Linked DNA regions of Homo sapiens: region 1 is linked to region 2. The links are chromatin loops, found by intact Hi-C in ENCODE. Cell type or tissue: GM12878. All regions are shown on one strand.

Region 1 (8,000 bases), 150 kb after region 2:
TCTACAAAAATAAAGAATTTAGCAAGGCATGGTTCTGTGCACCTGAGATTCTAGCTACTTGGGAAGCTGAGGTGGAGAAAACCCTTGAGTCCAGGAGTTAAAATCTACAGTGAGCTATGATTGCACTGCTACACTCCCGCCTGGGTAACAGAGTGAGACCCCCATCTCTGAAGAAGAAAAAAGAAAAAACCTGAGCAGAAATAGAGACTAGAAAAGTAATACAAAAGATCAACAAAACAAATCGTGGTGTTTTGACAATATAGAATTTAAAAGCCTTTACTTAGACTAAGAAAAAAAAGAGAGAAGACTCAAATAAATAAAATCAGAGTGAAAAAGGAGACACAACAATTAATACATAGAAGTACAAAGGATCATGAAATAATATAATAAACTAGTATATATACCAACAAATTTGATAGCCTAAAAGAAATAGGTAAATTCGTTGACATATACAACATACCAAGATTGACTTATGAAGAAATAGAAAATCTGAACAGACCAATAATGAGTGAAGAAATTGAACCAGTAATAAGAAATCTTACATCAAAGAAAAGACTAGGACCTGATGGCTTCATTGTTGAATTCTACTGGATATTTAAAGAGTAACAAATACCAACTCTTCTCAAACTATTCTAGAAAATCAAAGAAGAGGGAATACTTCCAAGGTCATTCTACAAGTCCTAGATTGCCCTGATATGTGTGTGTATAATATGTGTGTATGTATTTTTATAATGTGTGTATATAATATGTGTGTAATATCACCTCAAACATTTATCATTTCTTTGTGTATAATATGTCTTATACACATATACACACACAGTGTACTAATACATACACACATATTATACACAAACACACACACACACATACAATGGAATGCTATCTAGCCTTAAAATGAACAAAATCCTGTCATTTGCAACAACATGGATGAAACTGGAGGACACTGCATTTGGTGAAATAAGCTGGACACAGAAAGACAAATACAGCATGTTCTCACTCACATGTGAAATATAAAAATGTTGATCTCATACAAGTAGTGAATAGAACAGTGGTTATCAGAAACTGTGGAAGGTGGGGAAAAGAAGGGTTTGAGAGAGGTTGGTCAACAGGTATAAAGTTACAACAGGGAAGGAATTTTAAGTTCTGGTGTCCTATTGCACCTCAGGTGACTACAGTCAACAAAAAGATATCGTATATCCAAAAATAGCTGCAAGAGAGGATTTTGAACATTGCCACCACAAAGACATGATAAATGTTCGAGGTGATAGATCTGCTAATTACCCTGATTTGATCATTACACTATGCATACATGTATTAAAACATTACATTGTACCCCATAAAAATGTACAATTTTGCATCAATTAAAAATTTTAAAAATGTATGAATTTTGTCATTAGTGTTATTCATGCTATAATACTCCAAGCAGTCATTACTATTGCCATATACCCACAAAAAAAATCCACAACCAGTTCTCAATTTTCAGCCTTAGGATTAAAGATGAAGATAGATTGCTTTTTTTCTAATAAGAGGAGAAAAAAAAAAGAAAAAGGAATGAAATAACATGTGTTACCATTAATTTTTTTAAGTGCTAATTCAGTTTGTTTTTAACTCATGGTTTGGAATAATGAGTAATAGAGAAAAAAAGTCAAATATTTACACATGCAGGCAGAATAAGAGAATAAGAGAGCTGGATCAGTTTTAAGAAGGGTTCCAAATCCTGTTAGTTTTTTGACAGGCAAAATGCAGACATAATATGATGAAGTATGGATAAGACCTTCAAAACAACATCATGAATCTGATCTCAATGACTGAGTTCTTGGAGACAAACACCAAAGTATACCTATGGTACAGTAATGACCTGTCTTTAAGGCTAGAGGAAAAAAAGCCTCAAACTAGAGCAAGCATCTCACATGGAAGGCTTGTTAGGAGGCAAATGGTTAGATGCCACCATTTCAGAGTCTTTTCTTCAGCAGGTCTGAGGTGGGGCCTGAGATCTGCTTTTCTAAAAGTTCCCAGGTGATGCTGATACTGTACGTCTAGTGACCACACTGAAAATCGCTGACCTAGACAATATGGGTATTTCTGTAACAATGTGCAATTCTCCAAAAATGGTTGGGAGGAGAACATAGTAGTATTTTATTTCAAATAGGAACATCACTGAATGGGAAGTAAGGGGATTGAAATTATGGTCAAGAAGTGCCATGACTCCTAGAGACCTCTGTTCTGTGAACCAGTGGAAACCGGGGACACTTCTGACCCCACTGCCTTGCTGGCGTCTCTAGTTCAAAGCAGCTATGGGCACCCAACTGGTCCCCAAGAATGCATTGTAAGTGCAAAGGGGAGTCAATTTGGCCTGATGGAGACACCACGATCCCAGAGAAGAGATCTGGGCACTGCTGCAAGTGGTCTGAAAGGATGTGAGTCAACTTTCAACACAGAGCTGCAAAAAAACAGCTTTTTGTTCTCTTTATTGTTCCTTAAGCAATTTCAAGTATTACCTGATTTCCAGCTGTGACTGAATTCCAGGCCGTTGAAAAGCACTATTGTTACTGTAACTGGGCAAGGTTATTAACAAGCTCCAGCATTTATTGAGAGCCTACTGTATGCTGGACACTTTACACACATCATCCTATATAATCCTTGTATCCTGTATAATCAGCCTGTAAAGTAGGAGCTACTATAATTTTCCTCATTTTCCAAATGAACAAACTGAGGTTAGGGAATTGGTCCTAAATCATAAAGCCAGTAAATAAGAGCCAGGTTTCCAACCAGAGCACATAGACTGCTCATCCTGGGCTATTTTCAGACAATACAGACACATACGAAGAATGATCTGTGAAAGGTACATCTGTAAAACGTAATTGATCCCTAAAAACCTTTAGAAACCAAACACACTTCTATATGCATATCTTGTCACTTCCCTTGGAAAGCATGATTATTTCTTGTTGCTACTAAACAACAAACTAAAAAACGATGCAGAAAGATACAGAGATGATTCCCTGCATTCTGTCAGCTTCATAAACGGTTTTTATGTTATTTGATCAACAGGAATCCTCTTTGTCCATAAACTATGTGTTGACTTCTACCCTTGCTGTGTTGTCCTCTTCCTTCTCTAACATGAATCTTATTCTCTCTCTTAGCTATCCTACTTCTCCAGGCTAAGGAAAGCAACATCTGAAGAAAGCACATAATTTCCATGATTAAGCACCTAGAAATCCTGCATGCCTTTGCCTTATTTACTATTCTCAACTGCAAAGCCGACACTGTTTTCCCCATTTCATGCATAAGGAAATGAGTCTGGAGATGCGGGGTGTGGTTGTTAATATTATGCAACCAGAAACAGGCTGAGGAGCTCCTTCAGTCTATGCCCTTTGACGCCAAAGCCGTTCTCTATTCCTTTCCCCTTATCTTCCTTGCTCTTTCCACCACTTCTGTACTTTTCACACACAGATTTCATAAAGCCTAAATAGAGAGAGGAGAGTGAAGGGTCGGCATGCAAAATATTTAAAAACGTATTGCATTCCCTGTGATATTAGGGCCACCGTTGTCATTCAGCTGAGGTCTCTGGGATCGATTCTCCTCAGATTAGCCCATGAGGAATGCGTTCTGTGTGTTTGCAACAGGATGAACTAAAGCCAGTTGGTCAGTGGTTTGTCTGCCTAAGAGTTGAGTCTGACCTGGTTGGTGCACTTGGGATGATGCAGTCTCATGCCCTCTTGTTTGAACTGTGCAATGTTACACTGCCACCCTGTGGTTCCTTCATTGTGAGTTCAGAAACAAAACTGGCTGACAAAATCCGTCTCATAAACCATCCGGGGTGAGTTTGGAACAGGGTCTGAAGGAGAAACCAGGTTTGGGAAAGGATATGAAAGAGAGGCCTTAACTTGCCAAGGAAAACGTAGGTCATTTTTGATATAAAGTAATTGACTGGTTATGAACACAGGACTTGGAGTCAGGCTGACCAGAGTTTAAACTTACCAACTGATAGAAGGAATGAGTTCTAATGTTTGTCAGCAGAGTAGGGTGGCTATAGTTAACAATAATGTATTGTATATTTCAAAATAGCTAGAAGACAGGATTTTAAATGTTCCTAACATATAGAAATGACAAATATTCGAGATGATGTATACCCTAAATACCCTGATCATTTCACATTCTACACGTGTTTAAAAAAAATCAGCCACATTAAATTTAAAGGAGTTTAATTGTGCAATGAACAATTCATGAATCGGGCAGCCCCTAGAATCACAGCAGATTCAGAGAGACTTCAGCACAGCCACGTGGTAGAAGAAGATTTATAGACAAAAAAAGGGAGGTGACGTACAGAAATTGGAAGTGAGGTACAGAAACAACTGGCTTGGTTAAAGCTCAGCATTTGCCTTATTTGAACACAGTTTGAACACGCAACAGCATATGAGTGGCTGAGGCACGGCTGCTGGGATTGGCCAAGACCCAGCCACTGTTACCGGCATACACTCCCAAGTTAGGGTCTCACTCTTGTCTACCTACTGCGTTAGGTTGCAGTTCATCCACAAGGACTTAAACACAGAAGTTCAGAGTCCTTCTCAGGTCATATTTAGTTCACTTTAAAAACTCCCCCCTTTTGGTCATTTTCTCAATTTTGAGAGTGACCAAAACTTTAGTCATTGATGTCACTATTACCATTGTAAATGTACTTATTTGGTCTTGAAAGCCACTGGAAAACAGTAGAACAGTGAGTTTTGCAAAGGTAGGAACAAGGACTGAGTAGAGGGTACCTGCTTATGCTGGAACACCCTGTTTATACATATAACATAATATCACCTGTACCCTATAAATATGTACAAATATATATTTTTTGAGACAGTTTCACTCTTGTCACCCAGGCTGAAGTGCAATGGCATGATCTTGGCTCACTGCAACCTCCACCTCCCAAGTTCAAGCGATTCTCCTGCCTTAGCCTCCCCAGTAGCTGGGATTATAGGTGCCCGCCACCATGCCCAGCTAATTTTTGTATTTTTAGTAGAGATGATGTTTCACCAGGTTGGCCAGGCTGGTCTCGAACTCCTGACCTCAGGTGATCCACCCGCCTTGGCCACCCAAAGTGCTGGGATTACAGGTGTGAGCCACCTCACCCGGTCTACTATGTACAAATATTATGTATCAATTTAAAAAAAAAAATTTTAATAAACTTAGCAACAGAATAATTCCTTCTCTGGGCCCCAGATTCCTTGTCTGTACAATGTGAATAGTAATAATTTCTCAGGGCTGTTGTGAGAATTAAATAAGACAATACATGCAAAGTGCTTAGCCTTGATTGTGACACATAATAAGATTTTGCTGTTATTATGGAGCTGAGATTAGAACAGTGCTCTCCTTTCCAAAGCCCCAGTGAGGCCAGCCCTTCCTTGTCACTTTCTAGGACTCCCCTTTTCCACTTTGCCCCTCTTTGGTTTGAGGCTTAACATTGCATCTTTTGCTACCTTTGAAGTGTAAACTTTGGGAGAATCCAACAGAGCACATTTCCAGTCTCATCTTCATCATCTAGTAGTTTTGTGACTTTTTGCAGATTCATACTAACTTCCTGAACCTTAGTTTCCTCATTTGTAAAATAGGACTAATAACACCCAGGTCTTCAGATTATAGAAAGAATTGGAAATAACATATACGAAGCATTGGACATGGTGTCTTGCAGGTAATCATTATTCTATATGGTAATCCTTATTATTGTCATTATCACACTTGTTCATTCCAATTCTTCAATCCTTCCTTTGTCTTTCAAGAAGCAACAAGATTTTTAAGCTCACCAGCCATTAAATATCCTTTGGGTAATTGGGATGGGAAAAAAAATCAGCCCCAATAAAACATTATTTTTCCAGGATTTCACAACATATTTATTTTCTCAAGGTTGTGAAAATACATTTTCACATTTTGATGTTTCTAATATTGAAGCATAATTTAAAATCAATATGTACTTCTATGTTTTGGTTTTGTATGTTTTGGTTTATTCTTTCTAGTTCCCAACTTCCTCCAAAAAAAGAAAATCATTAAATCAAAGTATATCTTAGAATTTAGAATTAAGATAAGCAGATTTTGCTTTCATCTACTTCCAAATCGAAAAGACTAGATTTTTGGTAACCTCCTGAATATTCTTAGCCTGAATTCCCCAAATCATAGTACTCTTAGCTTTCAGCCTTACTGTTAAAAGATACATCCTTAAAGTTCTCTCCTAACTATTTTTTGGGGTCCCCAGAGAGTATCTCACATGTGCCCATATTCTTTGACTGTGAAGCTCTGCCCTCTGGTTTCTCTCTCTGGGGGGCTGCTGCTGCTCCCCAGAGACTTGCCCTCCAGGACCAGGGAATCCCAGTGCACTGAGGTTGCGACAGAGAAGCCACAATCCCCAACCACCACCCGCCAGTCTCTCATGGCCACCTCCTTGGCCTCTGGCACTAACCCTCTGCACTTTCCCCATCAGGCCTCAGGCCAGCCCCTTCCCCAATGAGAGGGACAGGCAGACACCCTGCCATCCTCGTGCCAACCCCCTTCTCTCCATTTCTCTCCTTAGGTATTTCTCCACTTGCCAACATTCCCCTCTACTCTTTCCACTAAAATATTAAAAATAAAGAGCCTGGCGAGGTGCGGTGGCTCACTCCTATAATCCAAGCACTTTGAGAGGCCGAGGCGGGCATATCACGAGGTCAGGAGTTCGAGATCAGCCTGGCCAACATGGTGAAATCCCATCTCTACTCAAAATAGAAAAAAATTAGCCGGTCATGGTGGCACATGCCTATAGTCCCAGCTACTCGGGAGGCTGAGGCAGGAGAATCACTTGAACCTGGGAGGCAGAGGTTGCAGTGAGCCGAGACTGTGCCACTGCACTCCAGCCTGGGCAACAGAGCAAGACTCCATCTCTAAATAAATAAATAAATAAAAGTAAAGAGTCCCCATGAGCATTTGGTGCTTAGAGAGGTGGTCAGCCTTCCAGTTCCTCTAAGCATCAAATTAGATTCCCAGGTTGGGTTCAACCAGTACAATCTGGCCGGGCGCGGTGGCTCACGCCTGTAATCCCAGCACTTTGAGGGCCGAGGTGGGTTGATCACGAGGTCAGGAGATTGAGACCATCTTGGCTAACATGGTGAAACCCCGTCTCTACTAAAAATACAAAAACTTAGCCAGGTGTGGTGGCAGGCGCCTGTAGTCTCAGCTATTTGGGAGGCTGAGGCAGGAGAATGGTGTGAACCTGGGAGGAGGAGCTTGCAGTGAGCTGAGATCGCGCCACTGCACTCCAGCCTGGGAGACAGAGCAAGACTCCATCTCAAAAAAAAAAAAAAAAAAAAAACTAGTACAATCTATACCAAAAACATAATAAAGAGAAAAATCATTCCTTTTTTCCAAAAGGATATCTCATAAGATTTTAAAAATATATTTGTATGATATAAAAATATCATTTAACAAAAATTTTCATTACAACCTCATATATATAAACATATAAATGCATATTTTTACATGATAATAAAATATGTATATGTAATAAAATTATATTACATAAATACATTTATACAATTTGTATGATGTTGATAGTTTCACAATGTGAATAGTTAGTATTAATCATGCAGTTACTGTGCAACAATCATGAATGCATTTAACCGCAACAAATCTTTGAAGCAAATACTGTTATGAGTTCAGTTTCACAGCTGAGAAAACAGAGGCACAAAGTGTTCGATATTATGTTCAGAATTTCTCCAGGTAGTATGGAGCTGAGTCTGGATTTGAACCCAGGCAGCTTGGAGCAACATCCTAACTACAGAGCAATTCTATCATTCTTATCATCTGAGCCAGACTGCAGATAAAAGGAGTTCCCTGAGCATGTTTTGACTGATGCCTATGGTATTAGTCCATTCTCATGCTGCTATGAAGAAATAACTGAGACTGGGTAATTTATAAAGAAAGGAGATTTCATTGACTCTCAGTTCTGCATGGCTGGGGATGCCTCAAGAAACTTACAATCATGGTGGAAG
Region 2 (8,000 bases):
GTTTTTTCAATTTTATGAGCTGCTTCAGTATTCTTCCAATACATTTCCTGTTTTTTTAAAAAAAGTAATTTGTGTTAGAGTTTTGTCAACCAAGAGTCGTTGACTGTGGTAGGCACCCTCTAAGATGGCCCCCAGGGACTTCTGCCTACTGGTATTCATGTCCTTGATAATCTCCTCCTGCCTTGAGTATGGACTGAACTGACCGATGTACTTCTAATCAATAGATTGTCACAGAAGCAATGGGATGTCACTTCTGATATTAGGTGAAAAGAAAATTGTGACTCCCACCATTGGTGCACTCGCACATGCACTCTCTTGGATCATTTCATCCTGAGGAAAGCCATTGCTAGGGTGTGAGATTGTGTAGAGGCCCATGTGGCAATGGACTGAGAACTTCCAATACCATGTGAATGAGCTTGAAATGGATCTCCCATCCTGGCTGAACCTTTGGATGAGACATCTATCCCAGACTACATCTTATGAGTGAAACCTCATAAAAGATCTTGAGCCAAAACCACCAGTGAAGCCACGTTCAGGTTTTTTATCTACAGAAACAGTGAGATAAGTTATTTTTAGCCATTAAATTTTGAGGGTAATTTGTTATGAAGCAATAGAAAACTAATGCATTCATTAACATGCTTGATGGGTACAGAGATAAACATTTTCATTACTTATAATGAAGTAGTGAACAGCCTAAGAATATTTGCTTATTTGTTCTATTTGTTCAACCAATATTTTTAGACATTTACTCTAAACCAGCATTGTTTTAGACATCGGAGATATCAAAGTGACTGATACAGATCAAGTATGAGTAAGAAGATAATTTAAGATAAGGGTAGGTCTTAGCAAGAAAATAAAAAGAATGGCATGATATAGAATTAGGCTTCTTTTTTGAGAGGTCAGGGGAAGCAGGGCTTCCTGAGAAAAGGTATTTGTGCTAAGAAGTAAATGAAGGAATGGACAGCCATGAAAACAGCAGTGGACAGAGATTTCCAAGAGAGAAAATGGTAAATGTGACACCCTGGGGTAGAAATGAAGCTACCATGTTTGAGAAGCAGAAAAAAGCTAGTATCGCTACTGTGTGAGGAGCAAAGGGAAGAGTGATCAGACATGTGGCTGCAGAGGGTAGACCTTGTAAGACAAGGAAGGATATGAAGTTTGGATTTTATTCTAAAAAACTTACATTCAAATGATGAACATTAGCACAGAGACAAGACAATTTTGGAGATGGCTTCTTTGAGAGCAATTAACTGAGAGTGTGTGATAGAGTAATGAAGATGCTAGGGCTGCCAATCTGGATAGATTGGTTGACAGTTGGGGATTGCAGGGGGGCTATAGGAGAACATGGTCCTGATGGATTTTTTAAAAAACAGAAATATAAAAATCTTGGGGAATGAGGTATTCCTGGGAGGAACACATGCAAAACCTCTGAGGCAGGCATGAGTTTGGATTCTTTAAAAAACTGAAAGATGACCAATAGGTCTGGAGCACAGTGAGCAAGACAGAGAGCTATAGGATGAGGCTGAAGAGGAATTCAGCCCACACTCTGCAGGTCTTGTAAAGCATGGTTAAGAGCTTGGATTTGGTTTGAAAAGCATCTGGAGTCTATTGAAGAATTAAAGTACAGAAATGATATTTTATTTTCCTTATGCTCAAAACACAATGAAATTGAATCAAATACATAGTAATTTATTGAACAGCTCCTAAACTGTGTGCATGGGAATTAAAGAGGCAAGAGATGTACCCTGGTGTTGAGTGGGCACATAGGCCACAAGTGGAAATAGATAGGGGCTCAAAAATCCACATATGCGAGAGTCCAGAAGAGAAATGAATCCATTTATTCCATGAGAGTAATGGCAAGACTAGAGAAGAGAAGACTTTCAACCTGGATCTCACAGGATGAGTGGAGCTCCCTAGGTAGACAAAGAAAGAAGAACCTCATAGAGAGTAGAAATATATGTAAGAGCATGGAATATTTGGCAGGGCTTGCACTATCCAGGGAGTGGGAAACAAGTTAATATTACTGAGTCCATGGAGAAAAAGTGAGAGGAGAGAAATAAAGCTTCAGATGTAGGTCAAGACTTTCAAATATTTAGCTTGGAGAGGGTCTTTTAAGGCTTAATATCAAGAATTGCCACTCATTGTTCCATCATAAACTTGTATTGAGAAACTACTATGTTCCATGCATTCTTTATCATGTGATCACATTTATGATTCACCTAAAAACCACATTTTAGATACAAAATTTGAAGCTTCTAAAGGCAAGTTACTATGCCTAAAGATGCACAGCTAGCAGGTGGCAAGCTGTGAAATCAAACTTGTATTCACTCTCTAAAGGATGTGTTTAGAGAGACTGAGTGGAACTTTATGGTTGGTGAAGGGTTCACATGTAGTAGTAGAGAGAGAAATCACTGAGGGTAGGTTGACTCCAAAGGTAGGTTGGAATCAGATTGAGGAAGGTTACTTTGAATATGAAGCTAAGGAGTTTGTACTAAATCTTGAGATAATAGGAATAAAGATTTTTGAGCAAAGAGTTGACATGATTGCAGTCTTGTTGGGAAGATTTATGAGGTGTCTGTTTACATCAATGTGAATTACCAGGGAAGAGACCAAAGGAAGAAGGGCCTATCAAGAAGCTAGCTCAGGCATATGATGATAGGAGTCTAAACTGAGTGGTGACAACAAAAATGGAAAGAAAGAGAGGAATGAGAGTAATTCCTCCAGGAACGAGTCATTAGGGTTTGGTGACTAGATTAATATAGGCATACGGAAGGTGAGGTTATGAAGAGTAAGTCTAAATAATTATAAGAATGGTGCTACAATATGGCCAGGCGCAGTGTCTCATACCTGTAATCCCAGCACATTGGGAGGCTGAGGTGGGTGGATCACGAGGTCAGGAGTTTGAGACCATCCTGGCCAACATGGTGAAACCCATCTCTATTAAAAATACAAAAATTAGCTGGGCGTGGTGGCACGTGCCTGTAACCCAGCTACTCAGGAGGCTGAGGCAGGAGAATCGCAGGAACCTGGGAGGCAGAGGTTGCAGTGAGCCGAGATCACACCATTGCACTGCAGCCTGGTGACAGTGCAAGACTCCATCTCAAAAAAAAAAAAAAAGGTGCTACAATAAACAGAATAGGGAAGTCAGCAGAAGGACCGAGTTTGAGTGAAGTGAGTAAGATGAAAGAAGATGAATATCAATCATATAAGTTGGATTAGAGGTAACAACATTGAAAGTGAATGTGTAGCTAGAGAGCAGAAGGGGCCTTAGCCAAAAATAATGATTTGAGGTTCATCTGCATAGAGGCAATAGGCAATTAAAATCCTGAGTGGTGGAATCCCACCACTTTGGGAGACTGAGGCAGGAGGATCACTTGAGCCCAGGAGTTCAAGGCCAGCCTGGGCAACATAGTGAAACCCTGACTCTGCAAAAAATGAAAAAAAATTAGCCAGGTATGGTGGCATGTGCCTATAGTCCCAGCTACTTGGGAGACTAAGGCAGGAGGATTGTTTGAGTCCAGAAGGTCAAGGCTACAACAAGCTGTGAATGCACCACCGCATTCCAGCCTGAGTGACAGAGTAAGATCCTGTCTCAAAAAATAAAGTAAAAAAATTAATTAATTAAAAAAAATAAAATATTGAGAGTTTGTAAGTTTCTAAAGAAGGACACAAAAGAGCAGTGTTACAGATGCTACTTGTTTCCAACATCCATTCCCCATCTTGACCTCCCTAACCAAATTCCCATTTGGTTCAGCTATACCCCACCTCCCTTCAGCCATGTGCTTCCCTCAAAGGTGTTTCCAGATACAGAGAGTGGATCCTGAGCAATCTAAGCCAACAGTGGTCCATCCCATCTCTCTCAGGAATGTGCACAGGACACAAAACTAGGTAATGAGACAGAAGTAAAGAGCCTAAGGAGGCAGATGGCTCCCCTGTGCCCCTGGACATTGTCCTATTTCTGTCCTAACTCAAAACCTGGAACTGCTATGCCATCCTCCGCCTCTGAGAGTCAGGCTTCATTGAGCAAAATCATCCCTTGATACAATGAGGAACCATGTCTCTGAAATTACTCAAGAACAACCAAACCTCTGAAATCAGTTTCAAACATCTAAAAACCAGTGAAACACAAAAAAGCCTTAGTCAGAAGCTAAGGAAGACAAAAAAAAAAAAAAATTAAGTTAGGTTCTAAACCAGGTGTCAGGAAAGTGAAAAGAAGCTGGAGATTTTGACAGAGCTTAGGACATGCTGGGGTGAAATACCCAAACAGAGATAAAGTGAACGAGACCTAGGAGACAACATTTGGAGGCAATAATCTTTTCTGACCAGCAAATTCAAAGAGCTGCTCTTCACGGGATTCCTGAGGTGATTCTAGGGACAGCAAAAGGTTATTTCTGAACTATTACACACATTCTCTTTTTTAAGAGAAATACTCACATCGACAGGGCAAGTCATTCCAAAACCAGCCTCGATACAGCTATTACTCAGATTCACCTTGTCAGTATGAAAATATGGGTTGAAATGGACTTTGCTACTTGAAATTAAGTGTGATCACACTCAGTAGCCAAGAGAAGCACTCCAATCCAAACTGCAATTATGAGAGGCTGGGAGCCACAGGGAGTGGGGTGTAGCATTCAGAAAAAGAGAAGGGGTTCATTCTCTGGGATTTTCCCTGTTTGCAGCCTGAATCCCACATGAATGTTCTTTCTCTTCCGTCATTCGTTTTTCCTGCGTTCAGCATCCTCTTCTCACTTCTCCCTCACAGTTATCTCTCCCTTGGAGAGAGTAATCTGGACCCTTGGGTGACAGTCATATGTGGCTTTCACGAGCTGCTGGAATTAACTAAAACTCACTCTTTCCCAATAAATCTCCCCTGAGCCGACACACAGCAGCTGCGAATTCCCAGCATGGGCCTGGACAAAATGCTAAGAAAAACTGGCTGTGTTCCTGAATCTTGCTCGTCATTGGTCCCCAAGAATCCTGGACATTGACACCCAGATATTCCAAAACGATTTGTGCTTTTCCAAGCTCGGCTCTTTACTTAACCTGCCTTGAAGATTTGGCACTATAATTTCCCAGAAGTGCAGGCTGGGCTTGTTTTGAGAAAAGGTGAAATGGACAAGAGACAGAGTTCAGAAAATAGTGATTAAATACAAACAGCACCAGCTATTAAGCAAGAGTCAAGGCCAGGAAATGCAAATAAAATTGCCGAGGGTTGTTTAGACAGTGGCCACTCAGAAGGAGAGGTAATATTTGGTTGTAAAGTGAGGCCACAGACATCTTTTCTGATTTAATGAATTTGTGATAGTTTACTTCTTTTCCCAGCTTTCATTTCATTTGTGGGGCGATGGCTGGGGGATGTAGGGGATATGGAAAGTTGAGCACAAGTGCACGAAGTATTTACTGGCTAAAGATGCCTATGCTTCTGCCAAGATTGTGTTTATTTGTTAAAAATATACTTCATTGTGTTGTTACAAAACTAAATCTGTCCCCAGCCCCCATGGAGACAGGGCGATTTGGTTTCAGGGTGAGGTGCCAGCTAGTGCTTTCAGGGGCATTAATGTGCCAGCTGCTCCTCCAGTATTCATTTTATTTGCAGTCCCTAGGCTGGTTTTACACTTTGTGTTTTTTTGTAAGGAAATCAGGATTAGAGAGCCTTTTGTCACTGATGGGGAGGGGGAGAGAAGTATCCCCTTTGAGCTCCATACACAGGGGCAGCCTAACGGGCAAGGCTCAAAGCTTTGATTTACTTCTCATTCGCTAACATTTTCAAAAAGAAAGGATCCACCGCGTCAAGCTGTTCTGTTGGAAGCTTGTAAGGCAGTAGATTTGGGAACTGGAGTTTCCAGAATGCAATCTGCAGCCACCAGGCCAGGGTTACCTTTAAGCTCCATGCAGATTAAACATGCCCAGCCTGGGCAAGAGGCATCTGTAGAAAGGAACCCCTCAATATCAAACAGCGAAAGGCATTATTGGGTGGTCCCTGTTTAAGGGCTGAAGAGAGTGAGTGGATTCCTATTGATTTTTATGAAGTTAATTCTTTTTACCCACTTAGAAATGCCAAACTGCTACTAGGGTCCAAAGTCCCTTCACTGGCCAGCTCGTCCCAGTGCAGTGACCAGTGACCTGCTGGAACCACTCCAGCGAGAGTCTCCTCTGCTGAACAAATCACCCAGCCTCCAAAAGAAAGAAGAAGCTGCTTTTAGTGAGCAACTCCTCTTAAAATGGAATTGCTAAACACACACTCACGCATACACACACACGTACACACATCATCATGCAATTTTTTGGTGGATGTTTGTGACAGGAAGAAATTACTAACAAAATTTCCCCAATAATACTTCCCTCTTTATTTTATTATTATTATTATTATTATTATTTTGAGACAGAGTCCTGCTCTGTCACCTGGGCTGGAGTGCAGTGGCAGAATCACAGCTCACTGCAACCTCTGCCTCCCAAGCTCAAGTGATCCTCCCACCTCGGCCTCCCAACTGGCTGGGACTACAAGCACACATCACCATGCCCAGCTAATTTTTGTGTTTTTTGTAGAGGTGAGGTTTCAGTGTGTTGTTCAGACTGGTCTTGAACTCCTGCACTCAAGCGATCTGCCCACCTCAGCCTCCCATAGTGCTGGGATTACAGGCATGAGCTACTGCACCCAGCCCCTCTCTTTTATTTTTAAGGGCAGAAAAAGACGAAGTGAGAAAGGAGCCTCCCTTATCCTCCTCCTCTTTCCCCTCGCAGTCCAGCATCAAAACACTCATTCTTAGGATGGAGCAGGGGTGGAAAAGTGCAGGAACATTAGGCCTTGTCTGTGTATTGGCTCCGTTAGGAGCTATTGTTGCTCAGCAGCTGTTCCTCTTGCTTCTTAGGAAGCCCTGCCTGCAAGTGGGCTGGGGAACCAGTGTGACACTGGCAGCTGGGGGAAGTGGGGAGGAACATCGAATATTTTTTCACCATGAGAAAGATGGGCTTTGTTTCTCAAAAAAGAACAGAGATCCTGTTTCTGGGTAGCTGTTATCAGAAACTGGTTTTAATAAATACAGTTGGAGAGTGAAAGTAAGAGTGTGTGTGTGTGTGTGCGCGTGCGTGTGTGTTTTGGGGGCGGGGGATAGAAGAGAAAGAGAACATAAAGTCACAACCTACTCAACCTTTAATCCTTTTTTTAAGGTAGGAAAAGCTGAAAAATTTCAGCCAAATGAAAAGCATAAAGTGGTTGAGAAAGGCTTTATGACTAAGAGAGGATTGCAATGGAAAATACGTAAAAAGAGAAGTTAAACCAGCTGGCTTATTTAATTTTGACTCCCCACTCCCCCTTTCACTTTTTTTTTTACCTTCAGCCTAAACTAGGGAAAAATGTACTGTGTAAATATTCAGTGTTTTTCTTAGTTTTTATCCCTAACAAAATTTTTTACAGGACTTAGTTTAGTGAATCTCCAGAGACTGGGTGTGAACGTGACTTTTCACCCCTGGGTCACGGGTCACTTCCTGCTTCTTCTTGTAAGTAAAAGCTCTTACTATTCCATGGGTCTGGCTGTACCCAGAAGTGGGGGTAGGGGTGAGGGATGGGAGGGTGGAGTGGGGGATGGGGGAAAACTCAATGCCTATTCATTTCTCACATTATTTTATTGTCAGGAACATTTCTCCTCCCATACTAAAGAGCTAAATGTCAAACTTCTATTCCAAAGTACATGAATAAATTAATACATTCCTAGTGTATGAATTTATTCATGCATTCAATAAACATCATCGAAGCACTGTCAATGTACTAGGCATTGTGTTAAGCACTGGGAAAACAAAGATAACTAAAATATATTCCCTGTCTTCTACATCTTCAAACAAACAGGAGAGACAGATTCTAGAACAGTAATTACAGCAATTACAGTAAGTACTGTGAAAAAAAAAGAGCAAAAAACATGTAACTCTGCCCAGGAAGGGCAACGAAGACTTCCAGGAGGTGGTGGTATTGGAATTGATTTTTGTGAGCTAAGTAGGAACAACCA

What was found. Hi-C counts contacts between places; a loop is a spot of excess contacts. Peaks named below come from ENCODE experiments on the same cell type or tissue, not always from the same donor. Only the 100,000 strongest peaks of a DNase experiment are listed, where the experiment ranks them.
Region 1: a loop joins it to region 2, with 4 times the contacts of the local background. A loop is called at or near these places in 3 of 110 quality-filtered maps.

Annotation. Positions count from the first base shown.
Region 1 is chr12:92,646,401-92,654,400 of GRCh38, forward strand. All of the region lies in intron 1 of LOC124902983 (a long non-coding RNA gene), which reads right to left. Among named protein-coding and RNA genes, the nearest start is that of PLEKHG7, 53 kb to the right of the region's middle. RefSeq lists an enhancer at 3,573-3,867. In GM12878, a CTCF peak has its summit at 3,737 (motif pointing left); a DNase peak (open chromatin) is centred at 3,741.
Region 2 is chr12:92,498,667-92,506,666 of GRCh38, forward strand. It overlaps LOC105369904 (a long non-coding RNA gene), which reads left to right and starts at 6,972. Exons shown (of 4, transcript XR_945210.3): 1 at 6,972-7,497. RefSeq lists an enhancer at 4,162-4,411. In GM12878, CTCF peaks have their summits at 4,009 and 7,951 (motif pointing right); DNase peaks (open chromatin) are centred at 4,035, 4,455 and 6,965; H3K4me3 peaks cover 3,631 bases; H3K27ac peaks cover 6,317 bases.